Linked DNA regions of Homo sapiens: region 2 is linked to region 1. Evidence: chromatin loops called from intact Hi-C (ENCODE). Cell type or tissue: endothelial cell of umbilical vein. All regions are shown on one strand. Links, peaks and the distances in the headings refer to the core of each region. The heading gives the core; the rest is flanking DNA.

What was found. A loop is a pair of places that touch in the nucleus more often than their neighbours do. Peaks named below come from ENCODE experiments on the same cell type or tissue, not always from the same donor. Only the 100,000 strongest peaks of a DNase experiment are listed, where the experiment ranks them.
Region 2: it touches region 1 in a loop (2.4-fold over the local background); 16 of 110 quality-filtered maps call a loop at or near these places.

The regions. Positions count from the first base shown.
Region 1 is chr5:72,382,676-72,393,793 of GRCh38, reverse strand. No RefSeq gene overlaps it. Among named protein-coding and RNA genes, the nearest start is that of PTCD2, 68 kb to the right of the region's middle. In endothelial cell of umbilical vein, for the core only: no CTCF peak of the experiment used is centred there; a DNase peak (open chromatin) is centred at 5,613; H3K27ac peaks cover 2,514 bases.
Region 2 is chr5:72,498,215-72,509,332 of GRCh38, reverse strand. ZNF366 (zinc finger protein 366) reads left to right here and starts at 1,923. Exons shown (of 5, transcript NM_152625.3): 1 at 1,923-2,082. In endothelial cell of umbilical vein, for the core only: no CTCF peak of the experiment used is centred there; DNase peaks (open chromatin) are centred at 5,002 and 9,472; H3K27ac peaks cover 389 bases.

The DNA of each region.
Region 1 (11,118 bases), core at 1,303-9,302:
GATATACAAGAAAACAAACAACACAATTTAAAAATGGACTAAACAAATATTTCACCAAGAAGATATAGGATTGTTTAACAAGCATATGAAAAGATGTTGGATGTCATTGCTCACTAGAGAAATGCAAAGTAAAACCACAATGAGTTACTACTCGATACACTAGGGTGACTAAAATAGAAAAGATGGACAATAAAGAGTGTTGGAGAGAATATGAAGCAATTGGAAAATTGCTGATGGGGATGGAAAATGGTACAGCTACTTTGGAAAATAGTTTGGTAGTTTCTGAAAAAAATAAACATAAACTCACCATACAAACCAGTAATTCCACTCTGAAGTGTCTATCCAAGAGAAATAAAATCAAGTATCTATACAAAGACTTGTAGGCAAATGTTCATTGCATGATTATTCATAAAAGCCAAACTTTATGCTAACTGAAAGGAGCCAGATGTACACATGAATACATATTGTATCTCATTTATATGAAATCTATAGAGACAGAAATTAGATTAGTGGTTTCCTGGGGCTGAGGGTGGAGTAGAGATTCACTGCAAATGGGCATGAGGCAATTCTTTGAGGCAATGAAAAAGTTGTAAAACTGGGTGGTAGTGATGGTTGCATAATTCTGCAAAAATAATACAATTGAAAACTTGAAACAGACAAATTTTATGGTGTGGAAATTAATCTCAGTTAGACAATTTCCTTAATTCAACATTGCTAAGTGCTTATCTTTAGCTTTATTGATTGGCGTTTGAACCTATGAGCCCACCTTAATTTGCTAGGCATTTACTCATTTCTGGGCAAACTAGCATCAGAGGAGAGGGTCAAAACACAGTACATTATCACCTGGTGCTATTTACCCCTGCATGAAAACTGAGCAACTTATACTCCATACAGACTTTTAAAAGTGTATGTTGATTTCCTTTAGCAGTGTACCAAATTTTGACAATGTTAGTCAATGTCTTCAAACTCTAATATCAAATAAACAAATACATTTGAAATGCTAACTCTTAAACTTTACCAGACTGGTCTTCTTGCCACTAAGAGGGCATTAACCTACTCTGGTTTCATGCTGATAGAAGGTCAAGAATGTTTGCCATCTGCCCTAACTCCGTTCAAACATCATGTGGCCTGCCTTAGAGCTGTACTATTTTAGTAACAAGAATTATCCACCTGGGAAAGAGGCCAGAGTAGCTGAAGAAACCAAACCAGAAGCTAACAGACAGAATCCCCTTGTTTGGCTTTAAGTACTTGTAATGAAATTAAACTTTCTTGTCAGACTATTTACACAAATGCCAGTTCCACACAGGTTATAACTGGACTCTGTGCTGCACAGCTTAGGCAGTTTACTCATCACCTACCAAATATGCTCTGCCATGTTAAGGTAAGAAGTTATATAACCCTTTTCTTGGCAAACATTTTAAGCAACAACAAAATAGCCATGAGCAACAGAGGAAATTAGGCTGTGATTCATTAAACAACTCCAACTTAAATGCTATGGTTTGCATGGGCTCGAGTCCTCACAAATATGAATTCCCCCTAAGTCTTGAGAGGTCATTTGTGCATTTGGAAATGGAAAGAAATCTGATAATAGATGTCTCCAAAAGTGCACCCAGTCAGCTGGCTCTTCCATTTTCCTTTGTTTTCATGATGGGCCAACCTGATTCCAGTTGGCATGCTCTGCCAGGTATAGTCATTTCTAAGGGGCCTGGAGTCACTCTATCTCCTTTAGGATATCTGAGTGTCTCTAGTATAAAACAAGATATATTGATTTGGAAGGCTAATTTATAATCAGTATGCTGAACAAGAACAATTCTTAGGATGTAATCATCAAGCAATTTTGTCTTCTGCCCCCATTGACTCTAAATTAACTCTTCAGACTAGTTCTTCTCCAGCTCCTGGAAGAAGTCTCAAACAATCTCATGCTATTTCTGGTCACTCTCTGGGAATAAAATATAACAAGTTTTGATCTCAATTCAGTAAGCAAAAATATTTGGCTTTATATAATCATTGAAACTCTAAACTCGGTTTAAGGCTAAAACACTTTCTCCCTCCCATTTGCAAGTTACCAGCAGACAGAGGAAGCGACTTAGCTTCTCACAGTCTGCTTTTGCTATCTTTATAAAATAACATAGACTGGGGGGCTTAAACAACAGAAATATATTTCTCACAATTCTAGAGGCTGGGAGTCCAAGATCAAGATGCTGGCCAATTTGGATCCCGGTAAGGGCTCTCTTCCTGGCTTACAGATGGCCACCTTCTTTCTGTGTCCTCATATGGTAGAGACAGCAAGCAAGCTCTCTGCTGTCTTTTAAGTACACTAATCCTATTAGATAAGGGCTTATGATATCATTTAACCTTAATTATTTCCATAAAAGCCTTACCTTTTAGAGATAACTCATTAGGAGTTGAGGCTTCAACATATAAATTCGGGGGGACACAATTAAGTGCATAACACTCATTTCCCTCACCTTTCATCTCCTCCTTCATTCTCTCTTGCACCCATAGTATCTGACCTTTGAAGTATGGGGAAAGAGGAGATTAAAGAAGGCAGGACCATTGATACTGTCTGGAGCTGGTGTGAGCCTTCAGCATCCTCCCCAGGCCTGGCAGGCAATAAACCCAATTCCTTTTCTTAGGGGAAATGTTTGGAAATGCTGTACTCTCTTCCTGTTCCATGCCACACCTCTTTCCTCACTCCTAAGAATTTCATGGCTGACCTCCAGCCTCTTCCTGGTGAAGCCCCTTCTCCTCTTCAGACAACCCACATGGACAGACATGAATCAACTCCACATCAGCTCTCTTTGGAATGTGGGCCATCAAGTACATCAGAAACCTTCATGCTTCCTTTTACTTTCTTCCTCTTGAATCTGAAGCTCTAGAAGAACAGGCCAATCATGATGCAGTGCCAAATTGCTTTGCTCCTGTAGTCAGAGTGTCTCTCATTTTCACACTCCCCAGGCAGGAGTCAGAATACATCCCACCCTAATGCCCAAACTGCAGAGGACACACTTCTAGCTTTCTGAGTAGTGTCCCTGAAGCTCTTCTTTTTTGACCTGAGGGAAGGAGAGACTCATTCCACTAAAATCATCCCCCCAGTTCTCTCTTCTGTAACAGATGTGACGAATTGGTCCTCAGCACCAATTCCAACCTATTTTCTTGGGTGCTTTCCTTCATTGCAAAATTGAAAACAATTATTTTCAGATTATTTTGAATTTAGGATTCTAAATGCAAATAACGTTCTGCCAATTGAAGGTACTTGAGGCCAGGCATGGTGGCTCATGCCTGTAATCCCAGCACTTTGGGAGGCCGAGCGGGTGCATCACCTGAGGTCAGGAGTTCAAGATCAGCCTGGCCAACATGATGAAACTTCGTTCCTACTAAAAATACAAAAAATTAGCCGGACGTGGTGGCGGGCGCCTATAAGCCTAGCTACTCGGTAGGCTGAGGCAGGAGAATTGCTTGAACCCGGGAGGCAGAGGTTGCAGTGAGCCAGGATAGAACCACTGCACTCCAGCTTGGGCAACAAGAGTGAAACTCTGTCTCGAGGAAAAAAAAAAAAAAAAGGGTACTTGAACAAGATTTGAAAGGCAGACAGGGTTGGAGTTGGGGAAGTGGGTGGTCTTCCCACTGCATGCAACCCAGGGGAGAAGAGAGTATTTTTCCGCATCTATGATCCAGGGTCCAGCTTTTGTTCTACCTTCAAGTAGCAGCCCCGCTTCCTTTTAACTTCTCCCCACCTCAAACATCTCAGTCACCTAAACAAAATGGATTTCCACTCCCAAATCCTAGTAAGCCACAGATTTCAGGACCTTGAGAGAAAAAATACAGTTAAATGGAAGTCTTGAGTTTTCTTTTCCTTTACTGTGTTCAAACCAAATTACGCCATTTTGTATAATTATTTCATTACCTAGAGAACAGGCCCAAATTATGCCTCACAGACTATAGGTTTTGTAGACTGATTTTACCAAGTTATTTATTTCAAATCTGTTATAGTTGCTGCCAAGGAATTTTGATGTCATACGAAGTATACTGTGGAGAGGTTTTATACTTATGTCAATAAGTGAAGCCATTTCTCTGACGCTTTTTATTAATGGAGTTTCTATGAACTTGTTCCGTTTATAGCTGGCTATGGTGATGCATAAGCTATTAAAGCAGCAAGTCACACTAGCACGCTCACACACACACACGCACACACATCATCTTCATTCACTACATCCTCCCAAGGTAACCTGGGAGGGTTACCTATATCTTCCCAATATACCTTTAATAATACACACCTCCCACACAGACCCAATACTCCAGCCAATTTTAAGACAGTTGTACATAGACAGACCTGTTGCCCACATGGCAGCCTCTGCCAATCACGAAGAACAGGAGTTTGCTTGGCAGGAGAATCAGTCACCATCTCCGAGTTCCTATGCTTATGGCTGGTATGAGTGTTCTCTTCTGCTCAGATGTGAGGATTCAATGAAAAGTGCCTGTCAAATCTATGCATTTATGTGGAAATGAGACATTGTTCTGTAATGTCAGTGTGTGTTTTGAGGACGACATTGCCTGTAAGACACTCAATTCTCATTATTTTAAGAAAGCAGTGATCTAACTAGGAGATATTTTTATGTATGCATCTTTAGATTTACACCACCTTTCTTCCTGAGGCCCACGACCACCAGCCTTATAGAAGCCACCGTCATCTCTCACTGGACTACCGCTTTGTTTCCTAACTGGTCTTCCTGCTTCCATGTGAACCCCATTACAATGTTCTCCACATCAAATATTGAACAGTCACTTAAAAATGCAAATCAGTTCCAGTCCCGACCTGGTTTATGAACCCCTCAGTGGCTTTCCACTGCACTTTAAATAAAATAGAACTTGGCGCTGGGTGTTGTCCTCCCTGTACCCCAGCCAGCCCGGCTGAGCCACGCTTCTGAGACTGCGCCAAGTTCATCCTACGCAGCCTCTGCCTTGCTCTCCTCTGCCTGAGGCATCGCCTCTCCAGGTCCTCCCTAAACTGACTCCTTCTCTTTCTTCAATTCAGTCTCCTCAGCGGGGCCTCCCCTGACCAACTACCAAAGCTAACTTCTCCTTATTCTCCTTACAGCTTCCTATTCACTTTTCTTTTAACACATATTATCTATCTATAATTATGTGTTTATTGTCTACCTCCCCTACTTGACTGAAAATTACATATGGGTGTGGACCATTGCCACTTGTATCCCAAACACCTTGTTCAAGCATCCACTGATACCCCGAGAGGTCTGGGAGCCCAGGTTCCCAACTCCTACCATACCATCGGTGTGTTATCACCTGCAAAATTTTCTTTAACATTCTTGTTAACATCATCAACATAATTTTACTGAACAATTTGCCAATACCCTAAAATTTGTTAACTTTTCCAATAAAAATCTAATAAGAAAAGCTTTTAAGTCAGCAACAAGGAAGCCAGGATGTAGAAAACAGCCAGCTTTGACAGAAGAGTGTGGCTTAGGTGAGCATTTCATCAGTTTGAAGGTGCTATAGCCGATTTTTGTGGTAAGCTGAAGATCAGAGTGCAGTTCCACAGGACAGGATGCAAAAGCATGACTCTGCTGTCTCAACTCAGATGTTTTTACAATGACCTCATCATTTTATTTGAAACAATGAGAATTCCAGGATCATTGGAACATCCGTACTCAAAAATCATAAAGAAAATATGTTAACCTTTTCTTCAACTCTTCATGTCAATGTCTCCTTCCATTCGTATACATAACCAGTATGATTTATTGTAACACATAAATAAACTATTAAAATAACCAGTTTAAATTTTCTTAGTTTTTAACAATAAAATTATTTATACATTAGTGAAGATTTAGTCAAAGTCACAGCTAAAAATTATTGTGATTTTATGGAGACATATTTGAAATATAGAAAATTAGACATGAAGCTATTAAAAGACATATTTTACAATGGCTACATAGTTACACAGCTTTGGGGGAAAAACCAGATATGTTTATCACCAATAAAAAAAACAGAAGGCTAATTAAGACAAGAGCCTATTGTGAATCTCATTTAACTAATCAATTGAATTGACACGTTTATTGAGCTTCTACTATGACCTTAGGAAGTGTAAGACATGGTTCCAGCTCACAAGAAGCTTAAGTTCAGGGGGGAAAAGGGAGCACAGCGGCTATTATATTGTACATTTATTACATTAGTAAGTGTCTTCTTACATTTATGAGGTGCTTACCAGTTCCAAGTTCTCTGCTAAGACTTTTTGCATGCACTATTTCATTTTATTCTCACAACAGCATCATGGACTTTAACTACATAGCAATTTAACTTTTAAGACAACTAAGGCTCAGAGCAATTCATTGGCTGTCTACTGACATACAGCTAGTGAGTGGCTGAGTTAGAATTCCACCCAGATCTGCCTGATTCAAAGGTTCAGAGCTCTTTCTACCATCAAAAATGTGCTGTGGTGAGGCTTTCCCCAGGTAGGAATGCAAAAATAAGACCAGATAATAAAATGAAAATGTGAACTTCATGAGGGCTAGACCATGTTCATTTTGTTTCTCATTTTATTTCCCAAACCCAGGACAGTACCTGCACTGATTAGTATTTTTTGAATGAATGGCATCTGACAATTAAGCTTTGAAAGCAACAGATTTTAACTCAGAGCAGAGAGGCACTGAGGGGAGCTGAAAAAGACAACTCCCAGTTATATAAAATCTGGGAGAGCTGACTGAACATATTGTCATATTAGAATAAAGATTTAAAGCAGTCTTCAGAGAGGCTGGTTAGCCTTGAAAACATAGAAAAGGAGAGTGAAACTATAGAGGTGAAAGCTGATCTTTTTACATCCAGTTTATTTTTCCCAAATTTACCAAGGAGAGAAGCTACTGCGTCTTCCTGGGGGCTGAAAGAGAAGAATTGAGTGAAAGGGGAAGAGGAAGAAAGGCCAGGCCATTATAGCAACTGATCTTCACCCACAAAGAGGGAAGCAGCAGGCAGGAAAGAAGCACCCCCATGTAAACTAGGCAATAAAGCCCCATGAGTGTGACAGGACTATCTGAGAGTTGGGACACCCAGGAGATCAACCAAGGAGAACTCAAGGCAATGGGTTGGAATGTTATAGGACTTTAGTTGGAGAGATGCATGAACAGAATAGCACAGACTAGAACATAGAAAAATGAAACCGTGTGTGTGTGTGTGTGTGTGTGTGTGAGAGAGAGAGAGAGAGAGAGAGACAGGGAGAGACACAGAGAGAGAGAGAGAGATCTGTTAGGGTGACCTAAGCATTGACACTGTGGAGCCAATTTCCCTTGGTTTGTACTTCTAATAAATTGTCTCACCCTACCCCCACCACTGCCCACCCCCTCACCAGTAATTGTATATTTTTCATCATACATGAAAAGAATCAGCATTCTGGTTTGTATATATCAGTCTCTGTGGCCTTGGTTAACATACATAATCCCCAAGCAGAGAGACCCTTCATCTGTATATAGGACAAATAAAGTCCTATGTCTGGATGGCTGACACAATACCTTGAACCCTTGTGAATTCCTACAGGATAAATGCCACTTGGAATGGCCTCCTGACAGCCAACCAGTGCTCTCCTGTGCTACAGTATACCCCCCTGTACTACAGTGGGGCCAATGTTTCCTTCTGAACTGACATTATCAAAGAGTACATAACCGCAAGAAAATACATTTCAGTCCTAAGAAGAGATCATCAACTGCACAAATACAACACAGAGGTTATGGTACAGTGTATGATGGGGAGTGGGGAGGGAGGAAAGAGAGGAGAAGAACTGATATGCATTCGATTTCTAGCTTGTTTTTAAGAAGTCTTACATACTTACCTTACACAGACAATAACCAGAGAACTAGAGGCTTGGTAAGCGTAAGTCAATTGACCAGAAGTCACTCAACTAGTAACTCTCAGGGATTTCAAACCCAACTAGTAACTCTCAGAGATTTTTAAACTCTCAGGTATCCAAATGCAGGCCTGTCTAGTTCAAGGGTAATAATAACAACGAGTACATAATTAGTATAAAAATAAATGGAAAAGACCCTTGTAGTAAGACTTATAAATTAGAATGCACAGTTACCTAAGAGACACTGCTCTCTCTCTAGTTCTTTTTAAAATATTCAATAGAAGACCAGGTGCAGTGGCTCACACCTGTAATCCCAGCACTTTGGGAGGCCGAGGCAGGTGGATCATCTGAGGTCAGGAGTTCAAAACCAAACTGACCAACATGGTGAAACCCGGTCTCTACTAAAAATACAAAAATTAGCCAGGCAAGGTGGCACGCGCCTGTAATCCCAGCTCCTTGGGAGGCTGAGGTAAGAGAATCACTTGAACCTGGGAGACGGAAGTTGCAGTGAGCCAAGATTGCGCCACTGCACTCCAGTCTGGGCCACAGAGTGAGACTCCATCTCAAAAAAATAAATAAATAAAAAATAGAAGAATACTCAATAGAAGTATGCTGTTTGGACTTCATTTTTGTGAAGGCAAAGAAAAATAAGTGAAACGAGAAACTATATAAAAACAAACTGTGGCATCTAATTCCTCCCCCTGCCCCTGTTCCATCCACGGAGTGTGTTTGCGCAACCGGTATATAGAAATGTTCGGAGAAGTGATGGAAACTTTATAGTAATTTATATGAATTGGTTTTTCACTTGTGGATTTTATAAGCAGATTAAATTCCACATTCAAATCGCTGCACTGCAACTTATTAAATATTCACTTTTCAAAATAAGTTGATGCATTATTTACAGCAGAGCAGATTCAATATTTAAATTGTTTTCTCAAAGAGTTCCTGACTAGAGCATGTAACCAGCACCTTCCTCCCGGACCAGGCGATGAGATGAAATGAGTCTTATTTGGTGCAAATCCTAAGAACAAAGGCCTAACCTGAACTGGAAAGCCAGCTTTGGTTAATGCCAAATTCCAGGCTGCATCCACTTCTGGACCTCTGACTTGCCTTCTTCTTGGCCTCACACAGCATCTTGTCCCTCATCAGCGTTTCTCTCACTAAAGGCATCTGGCTTCTTGGGGTGGAATCATCTGGGATGAGTTTTCAAAATGCATTGGCATTGAAAACAATGGTTTTTAAACCTCAGGGTTGAGAATCACTGCTCTAACCAAGGTAGTGCCTAGTAAGAAAGCCTTCTTAAGCCTTATCCTAGACTCAGAGTTCAGACTTTGTCTTGTGAGCTCTGGGAGACACCAAAAGGGTTAAAGCAGAGAAAGGACATGTTCACATTTTGCACTTTAAGAGTAGTGTAGCTGCAATGTGGAGAATAGAACACTCGGGAAAAGGAGACCAGGTGAGGCAGTGGTCTAGGCGAGAGAGGACGTGGACCCAAGGTAGAGCAGTGGCCATGGAAGGATTTGAGAGGCACTTAGGAAAGATAATCGATGGAGCCCAGAGCCTCATTGCATGGAGGGTGGGGAGGTCAGCAGGTGACAGAGAGGAAGAAAATAAAGAAGAACTTGCTGTGTTTAGGGTGGAATGTGCTAACATGAACGCTACTTGTTATTGCGAGACTCAGATTATAACCTCAATATTCTGATACCTAAGGTTTTACAAATATACTCTGTTTTCCTAAAATCAATTAAGTGGTTGAGTTTTGATTTATTTTATAGTTAACAAAAGGACATTCTTTGAAGTTCTTTTTGGTATGGGGTGCTAAATAATATAGAGTAAATTAAAACAATGTATCTAGGATCCTAGTAAAGTTATTTCTCTTTAGCTTCTCTGAGAAGCTGGGCAATGAACCAAAGCCTGGGCTTTCATTCCGTAGCACTGAAAATACTCAAGTCTCCTAACCTCAAATTTGGAAGTAAGCTCTGTCTTTTTAAATCACTGGCAAGTCACCTCCTCCTTTTCCTCTCTATCTCACTCCCTCTATCCTAGATTTTTCAGGCTTTATTTGGAGATTGTGAGTCCACAGATGGGTGCTGTCTAACTGGAACTGGAGAAATTTACAGACGACAGAATGTAGCAATAGTTGTAGGACAAGAGGCAAAAATCTGATCTTCTGATCTCTTTATTTTTCAGTTGTTGTCTGTATAGTTGCAGTGTTCTTTTTTCCTAATCATAAAATAATTACAATGTATTATTATTAGGAATTCAAACAATTCAGGAAAGTATGATACAGAAAGTGAAAATACCCTGACACCTCAACCTCAGGAACATCCATGTTAACAGTTTGGTGTATACCCTTCCAGATTCCTGCAGTAACATAGGATTAAGGTGAGGAATTAGGCAGGCACCGAGCAGGAGGTCAGGGCTCCAGGCAGATGGAGAGCACGTGTTCTTAAGAGAATGCATGACACATCAGGGAAGCTGGAGGTTCCCTATGGCGCTGGTATCCGAAGTGTGAGGTGGGCGTGGCGAGATGCAAGGAATGGAGGTTGGCAAGGACCCTTTAGAATGTGTGTGCACACGTGTACACCTTTTAAGAATATCAGATCATACTATGCATTGTCTTCTAAAACTTGTTTTTCTACATGGAAATCTTCCCACATCAGTGCATTTAGGTATAATTCACCCTTTAAAAAAGGGATATATAGTACTCTATTATTTGGATGGACAAAGTTTTTTTAACTAACCCACTACCAATGTGAGTAACTTCTAGTTTTTGCTATTAAGAGCAAATCAACATTATTAAGTAAATGCCCACAGAAGAATATCTCAAGGCTGAACTTCCAGGATTGATATTGCTAGGTCAATGGCTATGCCTATTTAAAATTTTATATTACCTACTGTATATAGGATTGGCTAATTCCTTACACCCTTACCAGCACTGGATGCCATTTATTTATTTGTTGTCACTCTTATGGGCAAAAAACAAAAGGTCATTTTAAATGTTATTTTAATGACCATTGCAGTTGAACACCTTTTCATATCTTTCTTGCCTACAGGTATTTATTCTGTGAATTACTAGTCCATGCCTTTTCTATCTGATCATTTTATTTTATTTATTTATTTAATTTATTTTGGGACAGAGTCTCACTCTGTCACCCAGGCTAGAGTGCAGTGGCACAATCTTGACTCACTGCAACCTCCGCCTTCTGGGTTCAAGTGATTCTCCAGCTCAGCCTCCCAAGTAGCTGGGATTACAGGCACAGGCT
Region 2 (11,118 bases), core at 1,477-9,476, 120 kb before region 1:
TACCATGAGCGTCTTGTTCCTTGGGTCCCTCCTTTCCTCTGCTGCTGATGCCCCGCACACCTTGCCCCCTCCCTATTGCTTCTCCTCACCCCACCTCACTCCCAAGGACGTCTGCTTTTTTATTGTGAATTTCAGCTGCCTGCTTGTTTCACCTCCGGTTACTCAAAGGTTTGCCCCAGTGTTTCTCCCCCTTTAAAAGACTCCATTCCTAGGCCTTCCTGCTCCATTCCCTCATGCCCTTCCCTGGCTTTCTCAGATTTTCATTTTCATTTCCCTTCCCATTTCTACAAAGGCAGGATGTAGAGGAAGGCCAGCAGAGGGCAAAGAGCCCGAGAGCCGGGATCAGGAGACAGGAACGTGTTGGCGTGTGGCTCTAAGCGAACCAAAGAGACTGTCTCTGGTCATCCGTGTTCCCCACTGTTGGTGAGGCTGGGTCACCCAGGCCAGAACTCAGTGCCATGGGTTGTGCCAGTGTTGGTGCTGTGGCGGATGCAAGGAATGGGACTCTGCTCTGGCTTGTGCACACCTACCGAGTAACAAAATCTTCATGTCTCTCTCTGATACATGCACACATATTCAGATAACTAGATAGACAGGGAGATAGATAGATATATGGATAGATTAGATAGATAGATGATAGATAGATAGATAGATAGATAGATGATAGATAGACAGATAGATGATAGAAAAATATCTGTCAGAATAAAAACATAATCCTATAGGCCAATAAGGACTCAATCAAAATCTTACAGGGTCACTGAATCAGAATCATTCTTCCCCTGAACTCACTTTCATGACTCTTTGCAATCAGGTGTATCTGTCCACCCCATTTTTTTCACAGTTGGGTGAAATGAGGAAGTAGTGTAAGGCTGGTTTTTCTTTTGCTGCCACAAAGGTCTACATAACTGCTGGTTCCTGTTCACAGTGAAAATGGTCCTAACCAGATGAATAAGGGACACAAGAGACATAACACAAATCAGAGAAGTTAAAACCAAGCTTATTCCTAAGTGCAACTAGCCTAAGCAAGCTCATGCCTGCCTGCTGAAGCCCCAAGTCTTCTACCTTGATAAAGGTTACTCCCTCCATTTTAACTGCTCCTGCCTCCCCTATCTTTTTTCGAACACCATGGCTGATTTATCTAAACCCTATGCTGCTTCACAGTATTTTGAAAACAAATTAGAAATCTCCTTCCAGTTTTCCAGAGGTGATTAAATCCAAGACGCCTTAGGAATGTAGAGGATAGAATAATATAAACAACAGATCTGAGATAACCATGGCCGGCAGCAGTTGTGGTTAGTTGCTTCTTTTCCTTTTTCATCCATCAGTGATGGAAGCTGGATTGGGTCCACTGTATAAAGTTCGGTGGGCATAAATCTGCTATTTGATCCTGGAAAAACTCTAAGGATCTAGAGTCAGCGAGGAATTGCAGCAATGCTGGTGTTTCAAAGGGCCTAAGAAAAGCCAGGAGTCCTGGCTGCCCAGCCCCGACACTGTCTTACAGGCTGCAGGTTTACCTTGGTTAGCACAACAGGCCAAGCTCTCCCTTGCTCTAAGTCGACATGACATGATTTGTTCCCTTTCGGCTGTGTCAGTTCTGCAAACCAGATACCAGAGGCTGCAGGCTCAGGAGAGCCTGCCTGTCTGGAACACCGTTTGTTTGGACAGGACAGGCCACTAAGGCGTTTCATCTCTTTAAAGCTCCCAGGGCAGAGAACATATTTGAGGAATTCCTTTTTTCAAAGATTTTTTTTTTTTGCCCCTTCCAACATTTTGTTTAAGAGAAAATGAGATGTCTATCTTCTGTTTCCTTATTTTTTTTCAGGAAAGCAAAGGGTTGTTGACTTCCTCCCTCTCCCCTCCCTTCCTTCCTTCTTCCCGAAGGTACTCATCTGAGAAAAAGAGAACGAAGTATTGTTCCTGTTCTCTTTCTTAAGTCATTCGAAACACTGTCCCTGCGAGTTCTTTAAGTTCCCTGCAATCTGTACACAAGAGAAAGAGGGAGAGAGAGAGGGAGAGAGACAGAGAGAGCAGGGATCAGGTAAAGGAGTGGGGCTGCTGCAGCCATTCAGACCTCAGGAGCTGGTAAGTTACCCATGCAATCATTTCTGCTTCCTTTTCAAGGTTCCTGGGTGGATACTGCTGTGGGCATCTTCAACAGAAAATACCTTACTGGGAGTAGTCCTTAACCAAAGGGTATAAGTGATAGATGGCCCAGAATTTCAGCTAATACTTTTTTTTGGTAAGAGAATACTGATGCTTTGCAGAACTAAGGCTGGCAAAACTAGAAATAGAATTACATTGGGACTAAAGAGGACACTGCGTTAAATCTGAATTTTGGCACAGATCATGTGGCTGGGAGAACCAGGAGCCACTGGCGTGTGAGATGTGTCCCACTGGAGAATTTGCTCTTCCTCAGTACTGTGTCCTGGGAGCCTTATCAGGGTGTCTGTTAAGGACTGTGGTTTGCTCTGGGGTTTTTGTTAATACGTTACCTGGATTGAGGTGCCCTTCTCCTGTTCTTTTCTTTCCATTCAGCATCCCCCTAAAGGAGGATTGTTAATTGTTATATGATGGTTATTCTGCATCACTGAAGTAGAAGGGAAAGAGAGAAGGGAATGTCACTTGGAAATAGTTCTGCATGTGGGGAGCTTATGTGTTCAGGTTCCCCATGCGGGTTGAGTGTAAATTTATTATTCACTGTCAGTGGAAGATGTCATCTGCCACATGATAGAAGGCAAAGGTTTTGGGGCATATAGCTTTAGTTTTGGAAAACAATATGCAGCTAGAATGGGAGGATTAAGATGGATCATTTATGTCAGTAGGAGGGAAAAACTAAGTTACAGACGCAATTGAAAAGCATTCACCCAGTGCCTGGTTTTCCAAGCACCAAATAGGGCGTAGCAAGCTAGTCAAGCTAACATACACAACTAGTTTTTAAAAGTCTAACTTGCTTCAATTAGATTAGTCATAAAGGATAATGTTACCAGCACCTATCATCGCAAGCCATGAGGGAGCCGAAATCATGTTGTCAAAAATAGGTCAGCAAGGTCACTCCGAGAGACTCGTTATGTTTCCCAATATTAATACTTTAATTCAGAGAGATGCCGAATGGGTAAAAGCCAATGGCCAAGCATACTTTTTAAAAATATTCACTGCTATGAAATTTACTGATTGAAATCACCTGGGATGTGAAGAATAAGATAAAAATAGCTGGACTCTCATTTTAAAAATTAATTTGGCTAGACTATGCTTTAACCACATTCAAGTAATTAATCTTTATTCAAAATTGAACCATCATCTTACTAAGGATGAGAAAACATGACAGAACTAGACTGTGATGTAGCTTTTGTTCCATTAGTCAGACCTCTTTTTTCTTCTCCTTTTTTCAAGGATTTTCTTTAGGAGCATCATAAAACGAGCAATGTAAAGAGACGTGAATAGCGTTTGCCAGCTTGCGGATGCAAAATTATTCTAATAACAATTGAAAGTGTTTTACTGCTACCCTACCACCTCCCCTAACTACTCCATTTCCATAGATCTTCAGATCAAGAGGTAGCTGGAATAGATTGTCGAGGGCATTATTGCATCATTTATCAGCAACTGTGGCCCCAGAAGAAAACGCAGGTCTGCGATCTTGACTTGCTCCTTTCAGTTTCATTTCTCTTGATAATGTATTGAATTTTGTGCTCAACTAAAACAACATCACAGAACACATTCTAGTTTTGTTTACTGAGTAAAAGCATCAGATGCAACACAATAGGAAACAAATGACAGCAGAGTCATTTGTTAAAGACAAGGAAGGCAATTAAATTAAAGACAAGGAAAGCACAAGGTGGGTAGGCCAGTGGCTCAGAAAACAGCCCCACTGCTAGCATGACTATGGCTTGAGATTAAGAAGCTGAGGATATGCAGTTTTCTTTTAAAGAAAAAAGTGTATTCAATATTTCCATTTAAGTTGTTAAGTCATTGCTGTGAAAATATTTCTTGGATACTGGGGGAAATGAATTTTAGCTACCCGAAGAATAAAAGCCATCGACTAGTTTCATCGAAGTCACTACCACTCAATCTATCTTTACTCACTCACCGCCAAAGAGTGAGTTGGCATTTGTGGAAACTTCCAGTGTGTGATTATTTGGGGGTCATCAGAGGCTCTTTTGTGATATCATTGGGGGAATTCCAGTTTGAAGTGATCCAGAATTTGAGACACACAGTATTTTATTCGTTAATTTCTGCCAAAACTGTACACATAACTAAATTACAATTTCTTATACACATTTTAAATTATGTTAGGATGTGTGTCCTGTAGATCTGTGTGCTGGGATGTGAGTCAAATTAGAGTGAGTAGAGCACAGTCTCTGTTGTTGTACTACTTTTGGTTTGAATTTCAGCTTCGTTGCCTACTGTTTATGGGCCTCGGGGCAGGTACTTAACTGCTCTAAATCTCAGTGTCCCCAAATGTAAAATTGCGTCAACATAATGGAGTTGTGAGAATTAAATACAACTATCGGCATAAAACACTTAACATAATGTTTGGCAAGTAGTAGGAGTCAATCAGTGTCAGTTATATATTTTTTAAGGGTCATATATTAACACTGAAGAGTACTGTATTTTGTTAATACAGAGAACAGAATGAGTCTCCTATAATTTGTGTCATTATTCTTGCTTAATACTATACCAAGGATCTATCAGAGCAGATATTATTCCTCACAGCTTTAGAGTTGGGCACACACTGAGTGAAGATATTCTAAATTCTAAATTCTTATAAAATAAAAGAGTGTAGAGTTTAATGTATTGATATTCATCTTCACGAATGGCAGAAATGGCAGATTTAGCTTCACTGAATGCAGCTGTATTCAACACAGCTCAATGCAGGGGAAAGTTTGTCTCGGGATAAAAGTTTTCAACTTAGATGAACGTGCAAAGAGAGTTCAGTTATATTGTGGACATTTTATTCTCCCTTTCACCCACTTCCCCAACTGCTTGAGCTCTGTGTTATTGGTGACCTTTTCCCTGGTTGTGGAGGGCTGGAGACACTTTTTTTGGAGACCATCGTGGTTGTACCATGACTCAGCTAAAGAGGAAAGGACTTAAAGTGACACATTCTCCTCCTGCCCAGGGCTGAGCACACTTGGGGTTCTCTCTCCTCAAACATTGTAACAGTGAGCCACTCACCTTCACACAGAGAAACAGAACACTATATATCACCATGGGTGTGCGTGTGTGTGTGCATGCACGCGTGTGTGCGCGCGCATGTGTGTGTGCGTGCGTGTGTGCGTGCGTGTGTGCATGTGTGTGTGTGGTGCCTGATTGATCCAACTGCTATTTTTCTTTCACTCTAAACTTTAAAACCTGTATGACCGTTAGTTTGTCAAGTAATAATGATACTTTTACTTAGGTCTTAGTTAAATTTCTCTCCACTTTCCAAAAGCAAAACACACAACAGCAAGAATAACAAAAAATCTACCACCAATAACCAAAGCCATTCAGGTCCTTTTGTTAGACTGAGAGCTTGTGAAACAACAGAGACATGTTTGGACACTTAACCTTAGGGACAAATCGAAGCTGAGTTGTTCTGCACTAACGTGCAAAAGGTGCCCTCTCATGTGGCTTGGTGGAGTAGAAAAAGACCAGATTGGGAGTCAGAACACTGCTGTTCTCATCCAATCTCTGCATTTCCTATATGCATGACTTGACAGGTTGCTTTACTTGCTTGGATCTCAATTTTCTCATCTGTGAAATGACAAAATGGGATAAATAAGTAATTTTCGAGGTGTGCGTGTGTGTGTGTGTGTGTGTGTGTGTATTAGAATTCACCTACGGGCTTGTTTATAGTCTCCTCCTGCCCTGTCCACTTCATGGGATGATCTGTGAGACCCTTTTGCTGACATGCTGTGATTCTCCAAAACAGATGGTCAGTGTCTTGCTCCGTCTTCTTCTGGATGGCATTAACATTAACTGTAAATGCTCGTTTTAAGAGCCATGCTTTTAAATGGAATTCCTATTCAGCACTGGATGTTCTCTCTAGAAGATAGTTCTGAGTATATCAAATGTTATTTTAGAAGCTATTAGTATTATGGAATAAGGAATGTCCTAGCCGGTTGAGCAATCTGATGATAATGATCAGTGTTCTAGAACCATATGTAAATCACAAGATCAATTACTTAGATCTGTAAACATTATAAATCAATATAAATAGCACTTTTTTTTTGAGACAGAGTCAGGCTCTGTCACCCAGGCTAGAGTACAGTGGCACAATCTTGGCTCACTGCAACCTCCGCCTCCCAGGTTCAAGTGATTCTCCTGTCTCAGCCTCCCGAGTAGCTGCGATCACAGCTGCCCGCCACCACGCCTGGCTAATTTTTTGTATTTTTAGTAGAGATGGGGATTCACCATGTTGGTCACACTGGTCTCGAACTCCTGACCTCAAGTGATCCACCTGCCTTGGCCTCCCAAAATGCTGGGATTACAGGCATGAGCTACTGCGCCCGGTGGAATAGCACTTTTTGATTTATCCATTTCTATATTATTTGCATCTTAGAGTGAGCATGTATTTGTTAATCAAGAAAAACACAGATACTAAGCTTTTTCTATTCCCTTTAAAAAATATTAGTAGATTCTATCTCATAAGGTTTTGTTTCTTATTTTTTTACAACGTGTGCTGTGATGAGCCTATTTTACAAGTTAGATCCTTGTCCCTAATTTAATGGTGATGTAGAAAGGCAAAAAGATTGATAATGGTGTTTGAAAAATCAGCATTCACAGGTCATATTGTATGCTTCAATTATAAGGAAAATATAAACCTTATAGAAAAAGTTGTTCTAAATTTCCTGATTGAGTTTTTACCTAAATCACTCATTTTTTTCTTATATGTTTATATGGATAATGAAATAAAGCAGCAATGGACACAGATCTCCCTCTGACAGGAACATAGAGACAGCAAATAATTTTAATGTGCACCCTCAGAAACAACTAGCCTAATGAAGGCTGTTCTTTTAGACTATTCAAAAACCAAATACATTTACATAAAACAATGGTATTTACATAAAAGAATAAGAACATGTCTTCATCCAGCGTTATGTGTAATACATAAGTTCACAAGAAAGGAAGCAGCATGAGGACAGGGACTTTGTTTTGTCCACTGCTGTCTGCCCAGGGCCTACAATAGCACAGAGCCTGTCATAGATGCACAATAAATATTTGTTAAATAGATGAGTTAATGAATCAGTGGGCTGTAGAATGAAAGATGCTATCTTTATACAATGCCAAATGAAGCCATTAATTTGAAAAAAAAAAGTTAGTCAAACTTTTCTGGAGTCTAGACAATGCCAAACTGCCAGCTTGATGGATTTATCCCTCACCTGAATTGACTGGAACTATATGGGCTTGTTCTGCTGTTGTGTGCATGGGGCTGCTACATGTGTATTAAAATGTCGTCTTGGCAAGCACCCCCACCCATTTGTTCATGGGAAATTAACATTTATCAGATAGATACACAGAAAAGACTGTTGTTGCATTTTATTTTCCATTTATTTTCTGGGCAGATGATGGGTTTGCAAATTGTTTTTGGCGAGACAGAGAACGGTCATTTGTTTTTCCTTGACTAAAAGAGCTGTGAGCCAGGATCCAGCCTTGTAGGAAGTGTTCAGCTCTCTGGTTTGTTATAGGCAAAGGCTGTGAATCCAAGCTAAAGGAATGCCACTTGGGCTGAATTGACAAAACACCATGGGGTAAATTCAGGGAGAGAAATGTGATACCCTTGTTGAGCACAATACCCTTTCCTTTCTTTAATTCAAGCCAATTGAAGAAGGCCAAAACCACTGGATCGAGTCAGTTTTATACTTATTTGGCAAATTTAAAGTGGCAAATCTAAACACCTAGTAACAAAAGTTGGGATTTTGGATGATGCTTTTTACATTTAACAACATTGGGGTTCTAGGTGTCTGTTAATTGGAGTAGAAACTGAAAAGGCACTCTCTATTAACATTGATAGAATCTCTCTTTAGTGTCAAGTACCAGGGCACACAAAGAGAATACTGGGCAATTCTCCTATATTCCTTTGATAGATTATGGCCCCACTCTGACCTCATTCTTTGATGGCCACTGATACTAAATGGGAGAGTGATTTACCAACAACGGCACTGCCACCACCAGCGCCAACAATTATGGAGGAGTCATTACTAGGTTTGGGGCCTCCTCAGAACTTTAGATACTTCATTTCACTTACCCCATTCTCAAGTACGTGCCTTATTCTCCTCATCTTAGAGCTGAAGAAAGGCAACCACCTTGTTTAACAGATAAACTACAGAAAGTACGTGATTTGCTCAAGGTCAGTAAATTAATGTTGCTTGTTTTCAGTTTCCTTATAAGGAAAAAGTGTCATCTGTAGCTAATAATTTCTTTAAAACAAATATGTATCCTTTAAGGTAGTAGCCTTCAAATGGGGTCCAAAGACCAACACCATGGCACCACCTAGGAGCTTGTTAGAAATGCAGAATAAATCCCAGCTCCACTGCAGATCAACTGAATCAGAATCAGCATTTTAACAAGATCTCCAAGTGACCAGTTGCACATTCAAGTCTGAGCAGCACTGCCTTATGGTTTTGGACTGTTGCACACAGATTGATCAGGGAATGTAGGACTCTATTCCAAGGAGTTACAAAGCCATTTGTTAACTTTGACCTTGTCCAAGACAACATACCTCCCTATTAAATAGTGGCATTACTGGACAAGTCTCCAATCTATTCAGCTCTGAGCAACAGTAGGCATGATTTCTGTGATCTCTCCCATGAAGTTAACTCCATATCATGGGATCCTAGCACTCTCAGAAAGGGCGAGGGTATTATTTTCAGGTGCTTTCTGAGCACCAATCATCAGAGTTACCTGGGGCAGATTTCTAGGCCTTTCCCCAGATCTAACAAAGCTGAAGAGGGGACCAAGGCTCTGCTTATTATTCAAGCTGCTGGCTCAGGGTAAGGAAGCCCCCAGGGAGGGTAGTGATGAGTATTTCAGGCAGATTACCCTAAAAAATAGTTTAGCTTTTTTCAGTAGCTTGAAAAAAACATTTAAAACCATAGTGCACACATTAGGGCACCGCAGAGTTCTTCCAGGAAGAAAACGTACTCTGCCGCTTTCTTCCTTTGAATGCTTGAGAATAAGGATGAGAAATCTTGCTGTCTGCCCTGTGTCTTCCTCAGGGAGAAAGGGAGGACCCGCTTCTCCAGCATCACAGCCAAAGAGGAGACGCCAGTCCACACGCCTCCCTCTTCCCAGTGAGAAAACTCTGTGGAAAGAATCCTTAGAGTTTCCTTTGCACTGGGGACTCACCGTTCTCTCTTGGAACAGAAATCAAGAGGAGACTATTGTTGGAGGGGTGGGGGAAGGAAGCAGCGCCGGAAGAGAGCGAGGGAGAGGACCGGAATCGCCTCTGGTTTGCTGAAGCCTGGACAAAATGGGGCCTCTGCCTGGATGGAGCCCATGGCATCTCTCCCGTGACTGAGGCCCTCTGGCCACCTTCCATGGAAAGTGCAGGGAGATGAGGAATTTCAGGTTTTCAGCGCTGTTTAATGGAACGCCTACCTCCATAGTGTCCACCACTTGTTTCTTGCTGTTTTTCTAGTTCAGGCATTTTCTTTCCCACGACACGGTGGAATTTCCTCCTCTCACCCCTACTTCCAGAGAACTTTTTCAGTTGTTTTTTTCTTTTTTAAGTACAAAGAAGGGTCTTCTAGCATTATCCTAAAAAATCTATATATTGAACATTTTTAGGGTACCAAAGAGTTCTATGCTTAATCTATAAAGGCGGGGTTGGTGACAGAGCGAGACTCCGTCTCAAAAAAAAAAAAAAAAAAAAAAAGGCAGGATTCCTGAAGTGCTAGAATTTGAATTCTTAGGGTGAGGAATATGTGAAAAGTTCTGAAAGGTTGCTGGCAGGCATATCCAGAATCTCACCTCCTACCTGGCTTTTCAGAGATCTGGGCAAGGAGGGACTATTCCCAGCATCGTCTTTCTTGATATTCAGGAAACAATCAGTGATGCAGCAGGCAAGCAGGCGTTTCCTCCAACATGGTCTGCAGCCCTCCTAGCACCCAGTGATTTCATGGCACAATCACCTGTCTCTGGCTGGGGAGAAGTCTCCAGGGGCAGAGAGTTCTTCTGGTGGCAGCCTGGGCCTCAGATCTAAATGGGGATGTTTGTGAAGGAATAGAGACACCAGTTTTGTGGGTAACAAAGTTCTGCTCAAAACTGCATCATTTTGCAGAAGGCAGTCCCATTCCATGTGTCTTCACATCCTCCATATGTTCAGACACATCCCACTATTTAGAATGACTGACATTGACTCTTTTCCCCCTTGAGTCTCCTAGGAGAGAAATTTCAGCATCACATCTTTAATACATGCAGTTGGGAAGGACATTTAATGGTGAGAAAATCCCATTTCAGAAGGATTAGGACATAAAATGCCAAATGTATTTGCTCTTCAAGCAATATGGATATTTTGGGAGGAGCAGTGGTTTGCTGAAGTGCTATCGCTAGGTACATGGTACATGTACCTTACACTTGTGTATACATACACACACTGCCTACCCAAAATCACTGGTTGTTATAAAAGATTATGAGCCAATGGGTTAGCCCCAAATTGTTTGACTCAAGAATGTAGTATCTGATGTTCAATCTCTTAAACTTCCAAACAGATTTACTGTCCTAATTATATTTTTCTTAGTGATGTTAAAAAGAGTTTGAATATTGTTAGCTAGTGGGGGCAGGGAGAAAATGAGAGAAGATTTAAGTGTTACTACTAGCAATTCATAAAGCACTTCATTCACTTACTGTGTGTTGTTTTGAGAATGTGAGTAACGCAGGAAAGAATGCTACTTGGAGTCAGAGAATAGAGGATTGAGTGTGTGTACTGACACATGAATGGATGGCAGATCAGTGAACTAAAATGTATATGGGAATTTAGTACATGATAAAAATAACATGTATATCAGCGGAGAAAGTTGAATTATGTAATTAATGAGATTGGGACAACTGGGTAGCTATTTGGGAAAAAAATAAACTTATATTCCTACTTGATTTTTTAAATTAAAATAAATTCCAGATAGATGAAAGACTTAAAATGTT